Regions from separate parts of the Mus musculus genome. Here all the other regions are linked to region 3. A link is a loop called in an ENCODE intact Hi-C map of the cell type or tissue named here. Cell type or tissue: heart. All regions are shown on one strand.

Region 1 (8,000 bases), 660 kb before region 3:
CACGTATGACATAGGCTTGTTTCTACAAATTTTGTAGGGTACAGACATTATCTTATACCTTACTTTAAATGCTTGTCCCCAATCGTTTGCCCTCAGATACTCATTTACTGAGCTACAAAATCCCAGCGTTTTATGCACATTTATCAATACTCTCTACGTTAAAGCAGAGGTACTCAACCTTCCTAATGCTGTGAACCCTTTAATACAGTTACTCATGTTGTGGTGACCCTCAACCATAAAGGTATTTCCATTACAATTTCATAACTGTATATTTGCTACTGATATGAATTGTAATGTAAATATCTGTGTTTTCCAATGTTCTTAGGTAACTTCTTTGTATTGGCTAGTTTTGTGTGTCAACTTGACACAAGCGGGAGTTATCACAGAGAAAAGAGCCTCCCTTGAGGAAATTCCTCCATGAGATTCAGCTGTAAGGCATTTTCTCAGTGATCAAGAGTGGGAGGGCCAATTGTGGGTGGTGCCCTCCCTGGGCTGGTAGTCCTGGGTTTTATAAGAAAGCAAGCTGAGTAAGCCAGGGGAAGCAAGCCAGTAAGAAACATCCCTCCATGGCCTCTGCATCATTTCCTGCATCTTGACCTGCTTGAGTTCCAGTCCTAGCTTCCTTTGGTGATGAACAGCAATGTGGAAGTGTAAGCAGAATAAATCCTTTCCTCCCCAACTTGATTCTTGATCATGATGTTTGTGCAGGAATAGAAACCCTGAGTAAGACACTCTTATTTAAAAGAGTCAGTCAACCCACAAGGGGTCACGACCCCAACGGTTGAGAACCTGTGGACTAAAGGCGTCTTATTAGCAACTTATCAGTAAAAATAATGATCTTACAGTTTATATCAATCAAATTATAGTTCATGTGATTTACACAAAAAGTTTATATGAAGTACAGGGCACAGGACACCTGCTTGGCTACTGGACTTGTATAGGCAGAGTAGGCCACCTCTAGCATCAGCACACTCACGTCTAAGTACGGAGATTCTGAAATGTATACATAAAATAAAATGCTAGATAAAAAAGTATTTTCAGTAGGCTATAGCCTCAAATTATAAGTCAAGTCAAGGAAAAAGTTACAAAAACGAGCTAAAAGTTTTAATGATATACAGTTTCCTATAGTTAATGAATGATAAAACCAGAGTGATTCTGAAACACACCACCCAGCCTTACTGCCCTACTCAACCTGCAGTAAGAACACTTCATCCTTACATTATCATGGCAACAAGTCCTTTTTTTAATACTGTGTTATTACTAAGCACAGAGGTAGTTTGAAGTCAAGAAAAATAAACCTGATAGTTTCCACATTCCTTTTTACCTGTTTTTATTATACCAGGTCACAGAAGGCCACTTACCTGCAGACACACAATGCACTTGCACACACTTTCCCGTGCCCGGCTACCCTTTCCCTTTTATCCCTTGCCTTCCTCCTCCTCTTTCTTCCCTACATGATTTCCCATCTCCTTTAATGTCAACTGTACATACGTGATTTTGTGTATCTCTACAAAATCTAGGGTCCATAAGTGGGCAAAAACAAGTTTGTGTTTCTAAGATTGGTTAAGTTTGTTAAACATGATTATCTTTTTTTCTGCAAAAGAAATAACTTCATTCTGTGGTACATATAGACCATATTTTATTTCTCCTGTTGATGGCCACTTAGATTAATTACAGAACTTCCTTCGCTCTCCTGAACTGTGGTGCAGTGATAAAGACACGCAATATTCCTGTGGTGTGCTCAGGAGTGGGGACAGTGGTGTAATGTGGGTAACTCTCCTCTTAGGCTGACTTCTATAATGGCTGGACTAGTTTACTTCCTACTGTCAGGCCAAAAGCATTCTTTTTTTGTCCAGGATCCTGACAGAATATGATTTTTCTTAATGAAGTCTGTTCTGTATGGGGTAAGATAGAATCTCAGTGTAGCTTTAATCTACATTCCTCTCATGGCTAGTTAGGGTAAAGGTTTTTTTTTTTTCCATTTGTTTTGTGTTTTTGTTTTAAATTTGTAATACACTCAACTGGTCTGACAGTGTTTTTAACTTCACTTTTCTTTCTAGTGCTGGGGATTGAACCCAGCACCTTATACATACTTAGACTTGATTTTTTAAAAATATTTTTTCAGCTTTTGAAGCAAAAATGACAAATAAGAATTGTATGTCCTTAAAGTATACATCTTGATGATTTAATGTGTTTAACTGTAAAATGATCTTCTAATGAAGCTAATAAACACAACTGTGACTTCTTGTGATTATCATTACATTTTCTTTAAAAGATATTCCTTTCTTTAAGATGAAAGATTTAGGGAGAGGCAGAAGGACTTAGAGTTTGGGGCCAGGCTGGGCTACTAACTTAAGTATAGAATAATAAGATAATTAAGTGTTTGAGGCCATCCTGTATTAACTAGTGAATCCCAGGCCAACTTAAATATATGGAAAGAATGTCAATACCTCTCTCTTCTTAATCTCTCTCCCCTTCTTCCCCTTCCTCCCCCCCCCCCCAAGTAAAACCCTAAGAGTTGAGAAAGACCCTTAAAAGATGCCACTGGATTAAATGAGTTACCTAGCCCAGTGTCATTTCCTCAAAATGAACCTGACCTTATGGAAGCTAGCTCGCCTTCATCCTAATGCTAACATCTCCACAAAGGCACTCTGCCCCTCAGAAGCATGTTACCATGGTGGGATCCTCTACGTCAGTACTGTCCATACATTCCTTCTGCACTAGTGCAAGCTCAATCCCTAACAACTTCTGCCTGCTGCAACTCATAGTCACCAACTGAGACCTATATTTTATCATGTATTCACATGAGATCCAGTAATTGGCACTAATATAAATTAAATTCATTTTAAATTTCATATTCAGAGATTAAAACATGGTAACTAATGATAAGGCTATATATTTAGAGCTTCCAAAGGGATTTTACACGTACCTGCATTCCTGGTTGTGAGGTACATCATCTTTTTCTTTTTCTTGTTGCTTATAGTTCCACAAAAGGGTCCTGGAGGATGACAAGACTTAATTTAGACGACACATTGAGACTCAACCGTAAGTTGCCCAGTTGTTTTGTGAGGAGGTAAGAGAATTGCCCTTCCTAGGAGGGGTGAATTTGTCACTGGATTTTGATACACTACCAGTAGGTGGCAGAAAAGCATAAAAATTAGAGAGGAAAAAAGCAGATGAGCAGGAAAAATTAATTCTCCATGTATTTCAAATAAATTCATTTGTGATTTCAGAAAAAACAAAACAAAACAAAACCAGAGGCAAAAGGTAAGCCCAGCCCCTCCCTGCCTGTTACTTGTGAGAAGTTCTTCACCTGAATTGTCCCAGTCTCGGCGAACAAATGCCTTTCTCTTCTCTTCCAGGAACTGGCTTGGAATCAGACCAGCACTTCCTCCCTCTTTCACATGGCTAGCCTAGAATCAAATGAATTTATCAGTGACCAAAGTTTTACACAATATTTTAGTAAGTCCAAGTGCTGGTCAGTTGAAGTTAATTTCCTATGGAAAACACTCTTTCAATCCATGGAACTGTGTTAAAGCATTTAAACAAAGAAAGCAATTTGTATCTAAGACTCATGTATGTCCACTGGTAATGACATGTTGAGACTCCCATTAACAACAATGTAGAGGCTCCTCAAATACTACAATGTTTTCTTTAGAGGTTGGGGGCGGGAGTGAGCAAGGACAGGAAATGTGTGTGATAGTCAAAGAGCAGAAAGAGAACGCTATTTTATATAAAGGAGTGTTAAGGAAGGACTTTATAAACCATTTCTACTGACCTCAGTCCTAGGATGTTATTTCCTGAGTCTAAATCAAAAGAATTTCCAGTACTGGGAATACAAAGCATAAATTTTAATTCATGCTAACAAGAATCTGAATATCCCAAGGTGAAGAATTTAAAATAAGTAAAACTTTATCTAGTATAAAAAATAAAAACTTTAAAATCAAAGGAAGTAGTTCAAAAATGTTTTACTCGAGTGTTTTTGGGTCTATGTGTGTGTGTGTGCATATGGGTGAAGGTGCCCAGGGCCAGAAGAAGAGCTGGAGTCCCGGAGAATGCGAGCAGCCACCATGAGTGCTGGCTCTGTGGGTCCTCCACAGGAGCAGTGAGGGCAGGCCTCTTAACCAGCTGCTCTCTAACCCCACAAAAGTGGATATTTTTAAATGACAATGATTCACATCACAATGTTATTGTCTTTCTTCTTATAAGTGGAATAAAACACCTGTTTATCAGTTTTTAATAATCCTGAAAACTGGAATTAAATAAGACTATCAAAATGAAGAAGGAGACTCAAATGCCAGTGAGAGGATTAGAAAGCTAAGAGCATTTACAGAAAGTAAACTAGAGAGCACCTGGACGGCCCATGATCAGCCACAGGAAGCGATTAGACAGTTTTAAAGCCTACAAGTGTTTCAGTGACCTCTTGCATTCATCAACTGTTTACTGAGCTCACGTCCTAGCTATCTCACCATGGTGTACTCACTGATAAAAATGTCTTCATTGACACACCAGCACACTGTGCCTAGGCTGCTCTCATCCTCTACATCATCTCTCTGTAGAAGTCATTTAACTCATCGCTGTTAACAGCAGTTACCAGTCACAGCTAAGTTTATGCTTGGTACTGGGTCCTGGAGGCTTTCTTCTTTTACCCTGTTCTCTAGTGAGGCCAGAATCAGCTCTGAGAATTGAAAAGATTCTTTGTTTCTTGTCATTTTCTTCAACTTTGAGTACTGTGTCAACTTATGTAAACCTCAAGAAACCCTGACAATGAGTACAAAGTTCTTCTTGCCTTAAAACACATTTGAAGGTGACTACCTTGGGAAAGAATTGTTTCACCTAATTCTTAAACCGGGTGACATGCCACAGGCAGGTTATGCCTGCTCTTATTTACACAAACAAATTCTCTCTCAATTTGGTCTTCTGTCCACAAAGCTGGCAGACGTAAAGCAGAAGTTGTTCATGCAAGAAAAATCATGGGAACAAATGCTTCCTGCACTTTTAGATACTGGGCAGATCAAAGATTGAAAACAGAAAAGTATTTGAGGAATTTTTTGAGAATCATACTAACCTGCCACCAATTTGGGTCTTCTCTGTTTACAATCTGAAGAATTTCTCCTTTGGAAAATTTTAGTCCTGCTTCTTTGCAGGGTATCAGGTTATCATTGAATGGATTATAATCAAAATGACACTTGACAAATACCTAAAAACACAGCACAATGAAAAAGACTATATGTGTATCACTAAGCACTGGATATTGAAACCAAACCACTGTGATTTAATTGTAAATGACACTAAGTAGTTCAGGAAAGAAACTTATTCTTCTAAATAAAGAATAATTTATTAGAATATTAATATAATGATTTGGTATAGCAGAAAAATCAACATTTTGCTACATTAAAATTTTGTTCATTTTAAAAACTCCTGTTTCTTTCTTCTGCGGTGTGGGGTTTAACCCCAGGGCTTTGCATGCCAGTAGGTGCGTGCTCCCCCATGAGCTGTATCACCCACCCCCTCAACAGCTAACCTCAAGCAGGAAGTGTGCAATAATCACTGCATTCTACCCGGCTCCCCTCTCAATCTTTTCACTTGATTTCCCAACAAACACTGCATCATTTTTAATTTAAATAAATGTCATTTTCAGTTATAACCCTGAGATAACTTATGCAGTGTGAGGCATGTACTTCCAGTAGATCAGGACCGACATTGTTCAGACACCTTGAAAGCAACATTAAACAGCGGTCAACTTGAGGTAAGACCTGGCAACCTTAAAACATCAAGAACGTAACCTCTGTAGGACATTTTAATCAGACAGTTACACTGGCTAAAACAAATAAGGAAAATACTTTCTGGATCACCTTACTGTGATTTATATGTTTAAGTTTAAATTAAGATTAAATTACGAATGAGACAAAACACTAGGAAGGTCCTAACTATTTTCCAATTTAAATTCAAACATACAGGTTTCTCTTAAATTTGATTTCCTAATAAAGGTATGCCAGTTATACTGTTATTTAAGATCTTCAGTGCTTATAACATACTGCTTATTTACTTTAATTTGAATTCTAATTAATCATTTTTAATATTTGATGGCAAGTTTAGATTAACTGTTTTCTTAAAATAGACATACTTCATACATATTTATAGAAATTCAAATTAATCTTCTACAGAAAAGCCTTAGTATTAATCAGCAGATAAACTTTAATAAGCAGAAAATATACAATTAGTCAAACTAACAATGTTATTTTTCTATGTGTATCAAACTTCAACTAGAAACAAATACAATTTTCAAATAGTACAAGTACATACACTATATTATTAGCATGCTTAAAAAACCACCCAGTGTGAGAGATGCATAGGAAGATATTTTTATGTGATCTTGATAGAAGCTGTAGGCCATTTGCAACAACTTTGCAAAGTCTGAGAATCAATGCTACACAAACCAGGAAGCCACTTTTTCCTGACACATAAATTTAGAAGCATCTACAAAGCAAGCATGCACACAATATTAAGACTGCTAAACTGTGACAGGTAGCTAACTTGAGTTTGGCATGCAGCTCAAGGCTCAGGCAATGTACAACTCAAGGTGATAAAGTTTAATCAAGGTAAATTTAGTTGACTGCTAAGACAGAACAATGGGAATACCAGAGAATGTTTTCACATGGTATCATACCTGACGGACGTGGGCTGGGTGCCTCTCCATATTGACGTAACTCTAAAAATATATTTTTCAATTGCATAAATAAAGCCAGAGTTTTAACTTATAACTTAACAAAATCTAAGTAACCTACTGGCTCATTGTATCACTTCACTCATTGGTAAAGCAACTTCCTCCCTAAGTAATTGTTATAATGCCTGTAAATTATAAATAATGCAAGCAAAAAGTCACGGGCATTTGGCACGAGACAGGAGAGACTGTATGAGTAGTTATAAAGGTAGCAGTATGTTCCTGACTTCTGGAGAAAGGCCCACTGAAAAAAAAGCCTATGCCACCTACGCAAGGGTGTTCGCCACTCTTGATTGTGAAGAATACTTTGTAAAGTTACAAGTGTCTTCCAAATTTCAAATATTAGTTACCCTGTTAGGAGATACAACATCCAACTCAGATATAAAAGGATTACGAAAACGAATAATTCTTTGGCCCATTAAATGACTTTTGGAACATTAACCTTGTTCTCAAAAAACTCACATTAAACTTTGGTAAAATTGGTCTGAAAAATCAATTAGCCTAGCACTTGACCTAGGAGTTTTATAAAATCTTTAAAATCATTGAAGAGTTGACTTGCTGTATTTTATGAACTGCAGTACAAAAATAGTTTATGGAGGCCAATTTATCAATCTTAAGTTACTAAAAAACACTTAAAATATTTCAATTCTGTATCCTCACCATTAAAGAAAAACTGAATAACCAACGACTTAAAATAGACAGTAGACAAAGTGAAGTACAAACAGCTTTTAAACATAGGTGTTCAAACTATTGTGAGTAGAAATGAAAATTAAAACACTACTAGGATAACATCTTCTTCATATTAACTAACCAACTACCTACCTACCTACCTACCTAACTAATTTACAGAAACCCAGACAGGATATTGGCTAATAGGGATTTTCCTAACAGGCTTGTGGAAGACTGCTCCAACCTCTTGTGAGGACAATTTGGCAATAATTACCAAGATCACAAACACATAAACCCTCTGACCTAGTGATCCACTTCTGGGAATGGATTCAGCAGTTATAGTACTCGAGCACATGTGAAGTGATTCATATACAATACTAGTAACTTCTGAACTACTAGTAACCAGTAACTGAAAAGATTCAGAGCAGTCTGTTTACCAATGATGAATTGCCTAAACAAGAACTGCATAATGATGATACACCAGTCCATACGCCAATGACAAGAAGGGAATTTCAGCTGGACAGTGATAGCTCACGCCTTTAATCCCAGCACTTGGGAGGCAGAGGCAGGTGGATTTCCGAGTTCTCGGCCAACTTGGTCTACAGAG
Region 2 (8,000 bases), 1.0 Mb before region 3:
AGAGAGTGGAGAGTAGCCATGAATTACATTGGCTGAGCTGCTTCTGCATGGGTGGAAACAGTGGGCCAGATGTTTTTGCCTCTGAATGAACCACTGGGTGTTGGAACCATCTTCAGTCCCTTCCCTCCACGACCCTCACTGGATGGCCCCTACACACACACACACACACACACACACACACACACACATACACACAGACACACACATACACACACACACACCTCACTATAAAGCCCTTCCACTTACTGCTCCTGGTGGAGTCTCAGAGGACTCAGCGTGTGTTCTGCTTCTCTTCATAGTCAAACACCTGATACCTGCTTAGCAGTAAGAAACTAATAACTGCCCCACCAACCAATCTGCATTTTCTTCCCAACTACAGTCCAGTGTAGGCTTAGATTTTTCTCTAAGCCTATTTTCTCCAGACCAACTCTGCTTTATTTAGGGTTCTCTCATGCTTCAACCTCCCTTCTAGTTAATTGGGATGAGTCAGCAGCAGCAGCAGCAAGAATCAGCTGGAATACCACGAGAAATTCTTGGGCGCATTTCTCTCTAGGAAGTGAAGAGCAGAAAAGTGCTGCACATCTTCTCAATGCAAAAGCGCCCTCTCAGACTCTGTGGGATTCCACTTATACTCTTCCCAAACTTCACGCACCCTCTCACGTGTCTGCTTCAGCAAAACACCCTCTCAGAAGACAGCTTCATCACATGACCCAACTGAGTTTCCAAAGAAACCAGAAATTTCCACTTCAGTTTAGTTCTGTGGCTGTGGAGATTTTTTTCTTTATTTTTTACTCCCAAAGCTGGTTAATTCATCTTAATGAATTATATGAAGCAGTGATCTTATATTACCCCAAGAAATGGAGTCTTACCAAGAACAGCCCTGTTCATACTTTAAGGAAGCTTTAGAGAACAGATTAAAGTCTGAACAAATTGCTGGCTCCTTAATTTCTTATGCTGCCGCTAGCCTGATTCCTCCTTTAGTGTTATTTTATTTTATTTTATTTTATTTTATTTTATTTTATTTTATTTTATTTTTGGTCTTCTCTTTATCTGCTGTTGACTAGCAGACTTCTCTACCATTCAAAGGTAGGAAATCCTTTTGATCTTATCTCTCCCTGACAGGACGGGGATTTTTTTCCATTTTTTATTAGGTATTTAGCTCATTTACATTTCCAATGCTATACCAAAAGTCCCCCATACCCACCACCCCCACTCCCCTACCCACCCACTCCCCCTTTTTGGCCCTGGCATTCCCCTGTACTGGGGCATATAAAGTTTGCAAGTCCAATGGGCCTCTCTTTCCAGTGATGGCCGGCTAGGCCATCTTTTGATACATATGCAGCTAGAGACAAGAGCTCCGGGGTACTGCTTAGTTCATATTGTTGTTCCACCTATAGGGTTGCAGTTCCCTTTAGTTCCTTGGGTGCTTTCTCTAGTTCCTCCATTGGGAGCCCTGTGGTCCAGTCAATAGCTGACTGTGAGCATCCACTTCTGTGTTTGCTAGGCCCTGGCATAGTCTCACAAGAGACAGCTATATCTGGGTCCTTTCAGCAAAATCCTGCTAATGGTGTCAGCGTTTGGAAGCTGATCATGGGACGGATCTCTGGATATGGCAATCACTAGATGGTCCATCCTTTCGTTACACTTCCAAATTTTGTCTCTGTAACTCCTTCCATGGGTGTTTTGTTTCCTATTCTAAGAAGGGGCAAAGTGTCCATACTGTGGTCTTCGTTCTCTTTAGTTTAATGTGTTTAGCAAATTGTCTCTTATATCTTGGGTATCCTAAGTTTCTGGGCTAATATCCACTTATCAGTGAGTACATGTTGTGAGAGTTCCTTTGTGATTGGGTTACCTCACTCAGGATGATGCCCTCCAGGTCCATCCATTTGGCTAGGAATTTCATAAATTCATTCTTTTTAATAGCTGAGTAGTACTCCATTGTGTAAATGTACCACATTTTCTGTATCCATTCCTCTGTTGAGGGGCATCTGGGTTCTTTCCAGCTTCTGGCTATTATAAATAAGGCTGCTATGAACATAGTGGAGCATGTGTCCTTCTTACTGGTTGGGGCATCTTCTGGATATATGCCCAGAAGAGATATTGCTGGATCTTCCGGTAGTACTATGTCCAATTTTCTGAGGAACCGCCAGATTGATTTCCAGAGTGGTTGTACAAGCTTGCAATCAGGAAGGGGATTTTGAACCAAATTGCTTCATAGGTAGCAAGGTCCTCATACCTGTTCTAATCAATAGCAAACTCTTTCTCAAAACCAGCCTATGGCCCACTTCCCTTGGCTAGGACTCTCGGGCACTCTCTCCTAAGCAGCAGCCCATGGAGTTTTGGGGCCTTCTGAGTGACATAATCAACAAAAGCTTTCCTGGAGGTTCCAGCTACTGGTGGTGATTCCCGCTATCTGAAGGGAGAATCGGAAGAGTTGTATGACCGTGTATGATCTTGTATGACTGTGTATGATCTCGAATCCTGTTCAGCAAATCCTGGGTACTTATTCGGGACTTAACATTGAGCAAAGGCATAAATGCCCTGTTGTTTTGTTGTCAGCCATTGTGAGACTGTGGAAGTTGTGATTCTCTCTTTCCTCACAGTTGGTTCCCTGCCTTTGACTGAAAACCCTCCCTTTGTTTGTTTCCCAGTGGTGGTTAGAACTGTGGAAGTTTGGTTTTAGATGATGGCTCACCAGAATGTGTTCTCCCTCCTCTCAGAGTCTTCCAGGGCCACACCTTTACGTAACCAAGTGACTCGTGCCATCCTGATTCGGCCTGTGTGTGCTATATTTGCCTTATATCTTTCCATAGATTCTAAGCAAGCCAGTACACTGCATACTTCACACAGGTTATCTCACTTAGTCCTCCTAACAGCCCTACCAGTTAGGTATTGGTACTGTTTTACAGCTTGGAAATCAGAGCTTGAGAAGGTAAATAGTGGCCAGGTTTGTAGAGTATGGGCACAGAGGCTTAAGGCTGATGTTGGTGTCCATGGATTTTGGACCCATCTCCGATGAGTCATTCCCAGCTTCGTGGAGGACACATATCACTTGGGGAACACATAAGAGTAAAATCTGTGCCTACCTCTTGTCCACTGCCTCCTGCAGTGCCTATTTTGTCTAAGGCAAGTGACTAACTGGGTTCTCTCTGGTTACATAAGCCATCAACATCCATAACATATATTTTATAATAATTTATTTTTTATTCACTTTATATCCCAATCACAGCTCCCCTCCTCTCTTTTCAGTCTCACTCTTACAAATCCCTCCCCCCATTGCTTCTTACCCCTTTCCTCAGAGATGGGGAGCCCCCCTTGGGTACCACTCTACCCTGGGACATCCAGTCCCAGCAGGACTAGGCACATCCTCTCCCAATGAGGCCCAACGGGGCAGCCCAGGTAGGGGAAGGGGATCCAATGGCAGGGAACAGAGACGGAGACTCCCCCCACTGCACTTGTTAGGGGGCCCATATGAAGACCAAGCTGAACATTTGCTACGAATGTGTGGGATGGTCTAGGCCAAGCCCCTGCCTGCTCCCTGGCTAGTGACAGTCTCTGTGAGTCCACATGGTCCCAGGTTAGTTGACTCTGTAGGTCTTCTCCAGCAGCATATTTTTAAAGGTGTATTTTATTTTTTACATTATGTGTGTGAGTTGCACGGGAGCAGGGGGCTGCACATGGTTGCAGGTGTCTGTGGAATCCAGAGACATTCGGTCCTCCTTGGAAATCTATAAAGTATATTTAACCTTAGACCATTATCATAATGCATAAGGACCTGGGCACTCCAGAAGGAATAAACAAAGAAAGGTCAAGTGTTGGAGAGAGTAAGGTTAAAGAAAAAAGAGAATTTTGTGGGTTTGTCACCCGGAAGCTGGATATCTGAACACGTGATTCTGAGGGTGACAGTAACCTTTGGAAACTAGAGGCCAAATCCCCACCCTTCCGGTAACAGTAACAGTGCTTGGTTCTCTGTGGTCACACGGGGTGAAGACTGACAGACGTGTTTGACTTAATGCTCTACGATGTCTTTGCAAAGTAACTGATTAAAAAAAAAAACTAATAAAATGAAAATTGAAATCTCAAAACAAAACAAAAATCCCTTGGAAGTCATAGAAAGCCCCTGTGCTTGGCCTCCTAGTGAACACAAGAGGGCGCTAGGCTCACATGATTCACTGGCTGCCTATGAACACACTAGACACATTACTTAAAAGGCATTTCTTAAACGTTGCACGTGCTGAACCAACAGATTGCTTCACACTGTAATCTCCACCCCTTGTGTAGTAACTGTCATCTCAGTTAATTTTATGGGTCTCAAAGGCTTGCCCGTCCATAGAATGAGGAATTATATACCTAAAAACAAAACCCAGAAGTTTTGTCAGGTATGAGGATCTGAAAGAAGAGTTGCAAAAGCAACTTTTTTCTGGTGAAACCTCCCAACAGCTTAAGAGGAAGGGGCTTTGGCGAAGATTTCAAGTGTTATAATTCTGTAGGACACACGCTGTCTGAGCTGGACATCGCTAACCCTTCTAACTCCCCAGCTGGTTCCAGACTCACAAAGCTCACTCCCATGATTCCTCAGCTTCTCACGGGGGCGGGGCTGTCTGTGTCAATGTCAAGGAGCATTGGGGGGGGGGGGGGGTCTAACTAATAATTCTGTTTTTTTGTGGTACAATAAAGAAGAAAATCGGATAAATAAACACATGGTGGTAGCTACAGTTCTTATTTTAGGAAAGTTATTAGACAGAGGAGTGTTACATACCATTCAGATTTTACATCGTTATCTGGAGAAGGCATTAAAATGAAAAGGGTAGAGCTGGGGAACAATGGAAATTAGGGTTTTGCCATGAGTTTGAGACGGGGGTTGTTTGTAGGAGTGGACACTGGCAATGAAGGACAGACAGGCCTGATTTGTTACACAGGAAGGATCAGAGATGAAGATGCTGGGTTAGGACCCACTGGCAAGGAGAACTTTGACATGGATGTACTCACTAAGAATAGAACATTAGTACTCTTCTAGTTGCTATGACAGGACACCTGACAAAAGCATCTTAAGGAAGGTGGGGTTTACAGTTTGAGGGCACAGTATATTCCAGCAGCGGCGGGGTGGGGGGCCAGTTGCTTGCATGGTACCTGGAGTCAGGAAGCAGCGATGGATGGGGGCACTCACCTTGCTTTCCCCAACCCCTGGTAGAATGGCACACACATCTAGGGTGGGTCTTCCCTCCTTGGTCAACCCCATCCTCACGGAATCACAGACTCACCTAGGATCTTGTCTCTTCAGTGGCTCAAGATCGTGTCAACTTGACAGTGAGTGTTAACCATCAGATGAGGTCAGCATAGAGAAAGAAGGTTTGAGGGACAGCCTTACGGGCCTAGAAAGTCTCAAGAGGGACAGGTGTATCCGATACCACACCACTGTCTAGGGAAGACAGCAATCCTAGTGTTACATACTGCAGAGAGAAACATGACAAGCACCAGAAGTTGTAACCAGAGAAACCTCTGGCTACATTCAAGAGAGTATGCTCCAGCAGGAAAACCTAAGAGTGTTCCGGTGGATAGACTTGAACACCTTCTCGCAGCAGAAGCAGGATGCCAGGCTGGAAACTAAGTTGAAAGGATCAACATGACACTCACTGTTCCTTTTCTGTCACTGCTATAGCAAATCATCACGGGTCAGTGGCTTAAAGAAAAATAGGCCAGATGTGAGTTCTGTAGAAGCCCAACACAAGTCTCAATAAACTCCAATCAAGGTATCTGCAATATTTTAAAATAATGGCTACTAGCTATATTCTAGGACAGAGCCTCCAGATGCAACCTGGAGTTTGCAGGGAATACTGGGGTCAGAGGAACACAAGAAGTCATTCTTAAAGATGTAATGAGCAAAATGCAAACTATAGAAAGCTGTTCTAGACAAATGGCTCACTCCCTTAAAACACTGTGAGCAAAAGCAAAATGCAGACGAGTCACAGTTGGAAGACTTAGAACGGCATCAGCCAATTGCAATGTATTGATTTGGTCTGCATCTTAATTCAAACAAACGTAAAAATGTACAAGGCAATTCGGGAAATTGAAGCAGGGACTGAATACTTGATGGTATTAAGAATGTTTGATTGCCTTAGGTGTTACAATGAAATGATTACAGATTAAGCCACATGGTGTCAGGATTTTAGTAGAGTAAGCTAGGGGCAGAACCAGGGTTACATGGGAGAAGACAGGATGCAAGGCTGACCAAGCTGATAGTGTGGTCCCCAGGTGATGGAGATATTCGCTTTTCTGCTTCTTTAATCTTTATAAGTTTGTATAATTAAAAGACTATCATAAAACATGGCTCAGGCAGTATGCATACTCCTTTCTTTTCTTTTTTTTGAAATAACATCTTATGTTTTCCAGGTTGGCCATGAACTTCTGATATAGCTGAGAATGGTCGTGAACTGAATCATCTGGCCTCCACTCCCCCAGTGCTTGGACGACAACTCTGCACGACCCAGTTTGTCCATCCTTCCATCCTCCCTTCCTTCCTTCCTAAAAAATTTGGTTAAAATATGGAGGAAAGAAAGATGAAAGTATGTGTCCTTAAAATAATTTTAAAGTATCTAACCACATTAACAAGAAATGCAAATAAACATAGAAAAGAAGTGGAGAGATGTGATTGGTGTATTTTATTTTTTTTAATTTTTCTTTATAACTATTACCAAGTGTCGTTCATAGCACAGGAGCATTCTTCTAAATGCTTTAAAATATTGCTCAACAGATGGATAAGTGAAACCTGTTACACATACAATCAGATGTTATTCTGTTTCACAAAAGAAGAGTGTTTTATTTTCGTAACAAAAATCCCACAAGAGCAACTTAAGGAAAGGGTTACTTGAGTTAACCAGGACAGGAGATACAGTGCATCAAAACAAAGAAGAAATGGGAGAGGCAGCAGGAAGTGGCTGGTCATATGGTGTCCACAGCCAGGAAGCAGAAAGTGACTGGTCACATGGTGTCCATAGCTAGGAAGCAGGAAGTGGCTGGTCACATGGTGTCCACAGCTAGGAAGCAGGAAATGGCTGGTCACATGGTGTCCAAAGCCAGGAAACAGAGAGTGACTGTTCACATTGTGCCTAGTTCAGCATAGCCCTGGTAGGGGTAGAATGACATGGTTCCTGCCCCTGAGACGGGGCCAGCAGGATTCTCTGCCTAGTACATAGACAGTGTTTTGCTTTTCACTTGGACCCCAGCCTTTATGATAATTTTGTAATAATTCATGTCTACACTCAAAGCATTAATTACGTTTTCTTTAAACTGAGATTGACGGGTACTAACGGATGGTAGCTCCTGACTACATGCATAGCTGTGACAAAATATCTGATCCATGGGGCTGAGAGGAAGATGACATCCTCCATCTATGTCCCCCATCAGGCCTGCGACTTCTCACCAAAGCCCAGGATCTAGAGACAGTGGGCTGATATGTTCAAAATGATCAAGAACACATCTGTCAGCCAGGAACCTCTAGACAAAAGATGTTGAGATGGAGCCATATCCTGGGCCTTCTGCTCTCAAACAAGCAAAACGCTTAGTTTGTCCTTAGAAACAACAGAGATTGTGATTGCTTGTGCATCTGGGTGTTGGCAAGGCAAGAGCAAGATTCCAACAGACTGATTGGGTAACGGGTCTGCTTTCTAGTTCTTTTTTTTTTTTTTTTTTTTTTACTTGTTTTCTTTTTCCTTCCTTCCTTCCTTCCTTTCTTTCTTTCTTTCTTTCTTTCTTTCTTTCTTTCTTTCTTTCTTTCTTCCTTCCTTCCTTCCTTCCTTTCCTCCTTTCTTTCTTTCTTTCTTTCTTTCTTTCTTTCTTTCTTTCTTTCTTTCTTTCTCTTTGATTTAAGTATTATTGCATTACGATGAGAAAAGATACGTAATTTCAATTTGTCTGAATGTGTTAACATTTAAAAACATATTTTGAGTAAATAGACTTACGTCACACTCTTCTTTCCCTCTTGTACCCCAACTCATCCCGGA
Region 3 (8,000 bases):
CAGAGGCCCCCAGTGTTTGTTCTTGTCTCCACCACTTGTACTCTCTAACACCAAACTACTTGGGAAAGAGATTTCTTCACCTTGTGCCCAAATCCCAAGAACTTTCATGAAGTGGAAATGTCTAGCTCTTTGGAAAGTTCAGTTTATGTCAAATAATGTTTTGCTGAGGCACACAGGTGAAAGGATGTCTTGCTAAAGCAGACACATGAAAGGCTGTTTTCCTGAAGCAGACAGGTAAAAGGATGTTTGGATATAGCAGACACATGAAAGGACTCTTGATGAAGGTGTACAAATATGACCCCACGGACAGTGGGGGATGAGCCCTGAGCTTTGGCTTGGTTTGCTGTGCCTTGCTATTCTTTGATAACGACCCACATGAATTGGTTTGCCTTACATTGTATTGTTGAGCTTAACCTGTGATAATGCTACCATTGAGAGAAACTCTCCCAAGAACTGCTCGTGAGGTTCCTGCAGCAGCTTGTTGCCTCTGCAGCCTCACCCTAGGCTGGTTGGAAAGCCTGGCAGTTTGTTCAGGTTGAACTTGAGCTGCCTGGTGCTTGCTTGCTGAAAGGATTGGACTGCAGCTGCTGGTTCATGCCTGGTGTCTGCCTACCTAGACAACTGGTCTGCAGCTGCTGAGTCATGACTCAACAGGACTGAACTGCTACCAAAGAAAATCCAGCTTGTCCCCAAAGAACTACTGCTGAATAGGTCCAATTACCCACTTTCCTAATAACTTTTTCTTCCACTACCTCTGCTGGGTGGTGGGCTAGAGGAGAGGTTGAACCCTTATTAAAAGAATGTTGCAGGGGACTAATATCCAATATATACAAAGAACTCAAGAAGATGGACTCCAGAAAAACAAATAACCCTATTAAAAATGGGGCACAGAGCTAAGCAAAGAATTCTCAACTGAGGAATACCAAATGGCTGAGAAGCACCTGAAAAAAAAATGTTCAACATCCTGATGTAATGGAAATGATTACATCAGAGAAATGGAAATCAAAACAACCCTGAGATTCCACCTCACACCAGTCAGAATGGCCAAGATCAAAAATTCAGGTACAGCAGTTGCTGGCAAGAATGTGGAGAAAGAGGAACACTCCTCCATTTCTGGTGGGACTGCAAGCTGGTACAACCACTCTGGAAATCAGTCTGGCGGTTCCTCAGAAAATTGGACATAGTACTACAGGAATATCCAGCAATACCTCTCCTGGGCATATACCCAGAAGATGTTCCAACATGTAATAAGGACACATGTTCCACTATGTTCATAGCAGACTTATTTATAATAGCCAGAAGCTGGAAAGAACCCAGATGTCCCTCAACAAAGAAATGGATACAGAAAATGTGGTACATTTACACAATGGAGTGCTACTCAGCAATTAAAAACAATGAATTTATGAAATTCCTAGGCAAATGAATGCATCTGGAGAATATCATCCTGAGTGAGGTAACCCAGTCACAAAAGAACTCACATAATATGCACTCACTGTAAGTGGATAGTAGCCCAGAAACTTAGACTACCCAAAATACAATTTACAAAACACATGAAACTCAAGAAAAAGGAAGATCAAAATGTGGATACTTCGTTCCTTCTTAGAATGGGGAACAAAATGCCCATAGAAGGAGTTACAGAGTAAAAGTTTGGAGCTGAGACAGAAGAAAGGACCATCCAGATACTGCCCCCACCCAGGGATCCATTCCATATATAACCACCAAACCCAGACACTATTGCATATGCCAGCAAGGACCCTAAAAAGGACCCTGATATAGCTATTTTTTGTGAGGCTATGCCAGTGCCTGGCAAATACAGAAGTGGATGCTCACGGTCATCTATTGGATGGAACACAGGGCCCCTAAAGAAGGAGCTAGAGAAAGTACCCAAGGAGCTAAAGGGGTCGGCAACCCTATAGGAGGAACAACAATATGAACTAACCAGTACCTCCAGAGCTTGTGTCTCTAGCTGCATATGTAGCAGAGGATGGCCTAGTCGGCCATCAATGGGAAGAGAGGCCCTTGGTCTTGTGAAGATCATATGCCCCAGTACAGGGGAATGCCAGGGTCAGGAAGTGGGAGTGGGTAGGTTGGGGAGCAGGGTGGGGGGTGGTATAGGGGGCTTTGGGGATAGCATTTGAAATGTAAATGAAGAAAATATCTAAAAAAGGGAAAAAAAGAAAAGAAAAAATGAAAAAAAAAAATGAAATAAAAAAGAATGTTGCAAAAAAATTCATGCCTACATTTTCCCTGTGAACTGCTATGGAAAATCCATTTTCACATACACACTAGCAAACACTTCTCCTTTAAAAATACTTAAAATTGGACATCCCTCCTGAGACACACACACACACACACACACACACACACACACACACACACACACACACAGTTATTCTAATAGGCCGTCTTATTAACTGACTATACTATTGGATTGTTTTCTATTATTTTATTTTCCTATAAGTAAGGAAAATTGAGAGATGGTGGTATTCTAATATAAACTTTTTTAAGGGAAAAATTTTAAAAAACTTATTTTTTTAATAAAATAGATTTTAACTGGGTAGATTGTACCTCCTTTAAACACTGCTTATCTTTAACATCCTGTTCACCTTGGCCCAATTTGGTGAGTCCCACCTGCTCCACTCTCAGCATCCAGCCTTGCTCGCCCAGGTTACACATCCTGTGCTCTGGTCCATGAGGGTAGCTCTCATTCCTCATCAAGGAAGCTTCTTTTTGCCATAGATGCAAACCATTAGAGAAAGCCACAATTGTTCAAAACACAGAGAACTACTGACTGTGGTATACCTGCCCCCAACTGGTACATGTGCAACATGTACCAGGGTTCAGGGAACACTACAACAAAGGGAGTGAAAGACTGTATGTCACAGGAGATATACATGTGTGATCTATGTGCACAGAAAAGCTGTGCCCATAAAATCCACACAATCCAGTTGCCTAAACAAGACCTAAACTTGGCTAGTACCAGTTGCAATACTGACATGACAAGATGGATGGGGCCATCCCTCTGGGCCCCATCCCTAGATGACGAGCTACAGGCAATTAATGACTGGTCAAAGAGGGAGAATTAGTCTTCTTCAAGGTTGAGCACCTTAATTTGTTATCTAATACCAGGCAGTCAGCCCTAAAATCATATATATGCAGACAACAGTGAAAGAACTCAGCAGGTTGCACTTATGTGTTTACTTATTCATGTATAAATAAGCAAAAATAATAATTAAGAGAGGTTTATGAGGAAGGGAATGGTTTAAATACAATGCACATATATGAAAATTTAAAAATAAAAACTATTTTTCACAAGTAAACAGTAAGTCTAAAGCCTATTCTTAAACATTTGATGGTATAATTATTAAAAGAATAAAGATGGGAACAAGTTTATTCTTAAGGGGACTTGACTATTACAAATTAGCCTTTGGTCAAAGGCTCAAATTAATCTTCCCACTTATTCATTCAAAAAAGTTACTGAATGCCTTCTTACACACAAGCTCAATATCTTTTTTTTTATTAGGTATTTTCCTCATTTACATTTCCAATGCTATCCCAAAAGTCCCCCATACCCTCCCCCACACTCCCCTACCCACCCATTCCCACTTTTTGGCCCTGGCGTTCCCCTGTACTGGGGCATATAAAGTTTGCGTGTCCAATGGCAGGCTCAATATCTCAACACAGTTACACTTACAGAGATGGAGAATTTATCATAAAATCACACCAAAAAAAATTTACTTGCAATGAGTTTTGAGTGTACAGAAAGTCTGAATGTCCATAACTATCTTAAATCCTCCTGAAAGTTCTTAATAGCATTCCAAACAGCTCCTTACATATGCATACTGCAGACCAACCTTTTGACCTGGCTACTGTTGAGTAAGAAAGTCACGTTCAAGTCAGGAACTGTGGTAGAGAATTTTGGGCAATAAATGAAACAGATAACCAATACATAAGTCCTTAGAGAGTCTTCCCAGGCACAGTGCTTGGTTATGTATTCCTTTAGATATTAATGAAGGATGTGTTTACGCTCCTCGTCCTCCTCCAACAAACAAATCAAATCTGTTCTCACTCAAACACCCACTGCTTCAACTTCCTGGGCCTGGGCCGGGCTCAGATACCACGGGGTTAGAGCGACACCTGGTGACCATCGGCAACCTCACACAAATCCATTCTACATCTCAAAAAGCAAAAAAAGAAACAAACCAAATAAACCAAAACCAACCAAGCAAACAAAGCAAACAAAACAAAAATTCTGTTAATCAAAAATCTCTCAAATTACAACTGAAGCATGGATGTCCTGCTCTAGGGAGTAATCTGGAGAGAGCTTAGAGGAGCTATGAGAAAAACAGTCCAAAAAACGGAGGGGGATAACATGATACCCAGGGCAACACTGGCAATAGCAGAAGCCTGGGGTGGAGGTTGGGAGTGGGGGTGTGGGGGGTGGAGGGGGAATCTTCTCTGCTTGGCCGCAGGACCTCAGCATTGGCAAGCAATAGAGCAGACACAAGACAGAATTTCAAAAAGATTTCTGTAGAGCATCTTGGCAGCCTCCGTGAGCACTCCTGGGAAAGCAGACCAAAATTCATGGACTCTGTGCACTGAAGCCTGACAAACAGATCTTGTGAGAAGGCAGCAAAGAAATTCTAAATCAGATCTGTACCTTGAAAACCTGATTGGGTATCAAACTTTAGAAAGTGGCTTTCACAGGGTCTCCATACAGCAAGCAAGACATTGGCATCTCCAGAGGACCAGCAGCAACCCAAACCTTGAAGGAAGTCACAGAGTGTGACCAACACCTGAGACTGCCTATGAAACCCCGCCCATCCACCAGGACAGCACTGGTGACTTGAACTAGGGAAGACACAGAGTGGGGGTGGGGGGGGTGGGGAAGGGGACTCCAAGGAAGAGAGCAGGTTCTAGAAAGTTGGAGGAAACATGAGAGTCTGGAAGTCATTTAATATTCCTTTTGGTAAGCCAGTTTAGGATCTTTTGCTACATTGTATGCTCAAACATCTTTACCTCTCTCTTTCCATATGCCTTCAGTCCAGTCCCCCCTGCTCTCTCCACAGATCATCTCTTCTGCTTTATCATCCCAACACTAATCACCAGTCTCACACATCTATTTGTGTTCGCACTCACAATTACTAACATCAGTGTATACGGTGTTATCAATGCCCCCTTCCTCACTGCAGTGGCAAGCACTTAAGGAGCAATTGTTCTGCAATTGACTCCTACTCTCTTCTCCACGGAGTTCTACTTACTCCTGGACAGTGACTGCGGTTTCATAGCATTCTGCTCTCAAAGGAGAGCAAGGATAGAGCCTCTGCCTGGAGCATCAGTCTAAGAGGAAAATGGAACCTCAACCCTATGACAGCCTTGTCATTCTGAATGCTATATGTATATGAAATGGAAACTTAAGGGTTGTTTGGAGAGTCAGTGTGTTGGATGGTATTTTGCTAGGTCAAACACATGAAGGAGTGTTTTCCTGAAGTGGGCACATGTGAAAGACTAAGGCAGGCTCATAAAGAAACATTTAGCTGAAACAGACACAGGAGAAAGGATGCTCTGCTAAAGCAAGCATGTGAAAGGACATGTGATGATGGATTCTTTGCTAATGACACGCATGTATTGGTCTGTCTTACATTGCATAGCTGAGCTGCATTTGTCAGGACTTCATAGAGAGAAACAAACCAAAAAGCTTCTGGTGGTTTGCTGCAGTTTTGTGCTGCTTCTGCAGACTTGGGCTGATAGGCAGGGTGATGTCAGCTGAGACAGATTCATATGCTGAGGCAAGACCTGTGGAGGACTCATGATGTTTGGAGGGTGTAAATAGAACTCTGTAGACAGTGATGGATGCTGAGCTGGGCTTGCTTATAGAGCTAGCTGTGCAATGATTATTGGTCTTGCATCTTTGCTGATCTTCACTTTGTTGAGAGGCACAGCCAAGAACGTCTCCTGCTGTCCCTCCTAGTCCCTTCTGCTGACCATCTCTGCTAGGTAATGCCAGCTACTGCTGATTTGTGTTTGCTATCCTGACTACCAAATTGGACTGTTGGTGTATTTGCGAAGTGTTAGCCAGTGGATCGAGCTGCCCCTGCTAGCCTGTGAACTGAACTGCTGATTCCCAGACAACACAGATAGAAGTTGCTCCAAAGATCCTTTCTAAACAGGTCCACCTCCCCCATATCCTTTCTTTCCCAGTACCTCTGGTGGGTGGTAGGCTAAAAGAGAGGTTAAAGCATTTACGAACCATCATTAAAAATAGACTATGAAAAAAGAAAAGTTACATACCCCCCCCCCATGTAAAAGCCTCAACCCAAAAAAAAATGTAAGGAACATGCCCCCTTAAAAAAGTACTGACCTTGGGGGCCAAAGAGATAGCTCTGTGATTAAGGACACAAGCTGCTCTTGCAAGGGACCTAGGCTTGATTCCCAGCATTCACATGGCAGTTCACAACCTTCTGTAGCTCTAGTTTCCAGGGCTCTGATGTCCTCTTCTGATATATCGAGGCACCAGACACACATGTGGTCCAGAGTCATACAAGCAGGCAAAACACCCATACACATATAATAAAGATTAAAAAGAAAAGTAATGACTCTCAGTGAGAGAGAACTAGATGAAATTTTGGATCAACTCAGAAGAATGATTTTTTTTTTTTAAAGTTCAAAACAAATGATGCAAACCTTTCGAATGAATTCCATGAGAACACAAACAGCTGAATTAAAAAGTGAAGTCAATACAAGAAATGAAAATAAGTTCAATGAAGAGCTAGGAGGACTGAAGGAAAAACGAACTGATGAAGAATTAGAAAAGGTCAAATCAAAAGCTCACTGGGAAGCCTCCTTAACAGCATGGGCCTTTGGGAGGAGGACCGAGCGAGCACCGGGCTTGAAGGAAAAGGACAGGAAGAAGAACGCTGGTTGTGAACAATGGTTAAGGTTTTTTAAAAGTACAAAAGGAATATGTAAGATCTTTAAGAAACCATCCAAAGAACAAACCTTCAAATGGTGGACATAGAAGTCAAAGATGTGGAAAATAGTTTCATTACAATTACAAGCAGCAATTCTAGGGAAAGGGGGGCTCATCCAACCCAAGAAGCACATACAACACAAAATAAGACCAAGAAAGAAACTTCTCAACTCAAGCTTAAAACACTATATATTCTAAACAAAGAAAATGTTCTGCTGCAAGAGAGAAACAAGTCACAAATAAGGGCAGCCCACCCAGGGACAGATGGTTTCATAACAGAAATTTGAAAAGCCAAAAGAGCATGGGATGAAGTATTTCATGTTCTGGAAGACTATCAACCCAGACTGTTACACTCAGCAAAACTGTCATAACTGGTGGAGAAAGGGGGAAAAAAAAGACCATTTCATGATAAGACTGGGATAAAGGCATTTATAACCACTATCAGTTCCATAGAAGGTCCTGGAAGGAGTTCTTTGAACTCAGGAAAATAATAAACATACCTAAAAGGGTATAGAGAAGAAAAACAAAACAAAACAAAGATGATAGAACAATAGCCAAACAAATACTACAAAATCAATTAAATGATAACAATTAATAGACACCACTCAATATTTACTCTGAATATTAATTCTCATGTCAAAAGGCACAGAATAGAAGACTAGAGTCAAAAGCAGGATCTATCTAGTTTCTGCCTCCAGCAGCATATACTGAAGAAAACCTCAGTATCACGATATCTTAGGATGAAAGGGTGAAATAAAGATTCAAAGGAAATGGAACTGGGGAGTGAGATAAGACCAACTCCAAACTAAAATTAGTCACAAGAGGCACAGAATGCCACACTAGGCTCTTTAGGGAAGCAGCATGTAGAGGACATGACAATTCTCAACGTAAATGTACCAAACATGTCCCCAATTGTATAAAATACTACATGGATAGACTCAGACCAATCCCAATACAGTAAGAGTAGGTGACTTAAATATTACACTTTGACCAAAACACAGGTCATCCCAAGAAGAAAATAAACAAAACA

Evidence for each region. A loop is a pair of places that touch in the nucleus more often than their neighbours do. Peaks named below come from ENCODE experiments on the same cell type or tissue, not always from the same donor. Only the 100,000 strongest peaks of a DNase experiment are listed, where the experiment ranks them.
Region 1: it touches region 3 in a loop (6-fold over the local background); 15 of 42 quality-filtered maps call a loop at or near these places.
Region 2: a loop joins it to region 3, with 6 times the contacts of the local background. A loop is called at or near these places in 23 of 42 quality-filtered maps.

Annotation. Positions count from the first base shown.
Region 1 is chr6:50,175,589-50,183,588 of GRCm38, reverse strand. It overlaps Mpp6 (membrane protein, palmitoylated 6 (MAGUK p55 subfamily member 6)), which reads right to left. Exons shown (of 13, transcript NM_019939.2): 7 at 5,069-5,200; 8 at 3,314-3,413; 9 at 2,930-2,998. Among named protein-coding and RNA genes, the nearest start is that of Mpp6, 69 kb to the right of the region's middle. In heart, a CTCF peak has its summit at 3,122 (motif pointing right); no DNase peak of the experiment used is centred here.
Region 2 is chr6:50,541,770-50,549,769 of GRCm38, reverse strand. It overlaps Gm38806 (a long non-coding RNA gene), which reads right to left. Exons shown (of 3, transcript XR_869064.2): 3 at 6,792-7,034. Among named protein-coding and RNA genes, the nearest start is that of Gm38806, 5.0 kb to the right of the region's middle. In heart, a CTCF peak has its summit at 4,132 (motif pointing right); no DNase peak of the experiment used is centred here.
Region 3 is chr6:49,515,351-49,523,350 of GRCm38, reverse strand. No RefSeq gene overlaps it. Among named protein-coding and RNA genes, the nearest start is that of Gm31226, 110 kb to the left of the region's middle. In heart, CTCF peaks have their summits at 4 and 4,148 (motif pointing left); no DNase peak of the experiment used is centred here; H3K27me3 peaks cover 339 bases.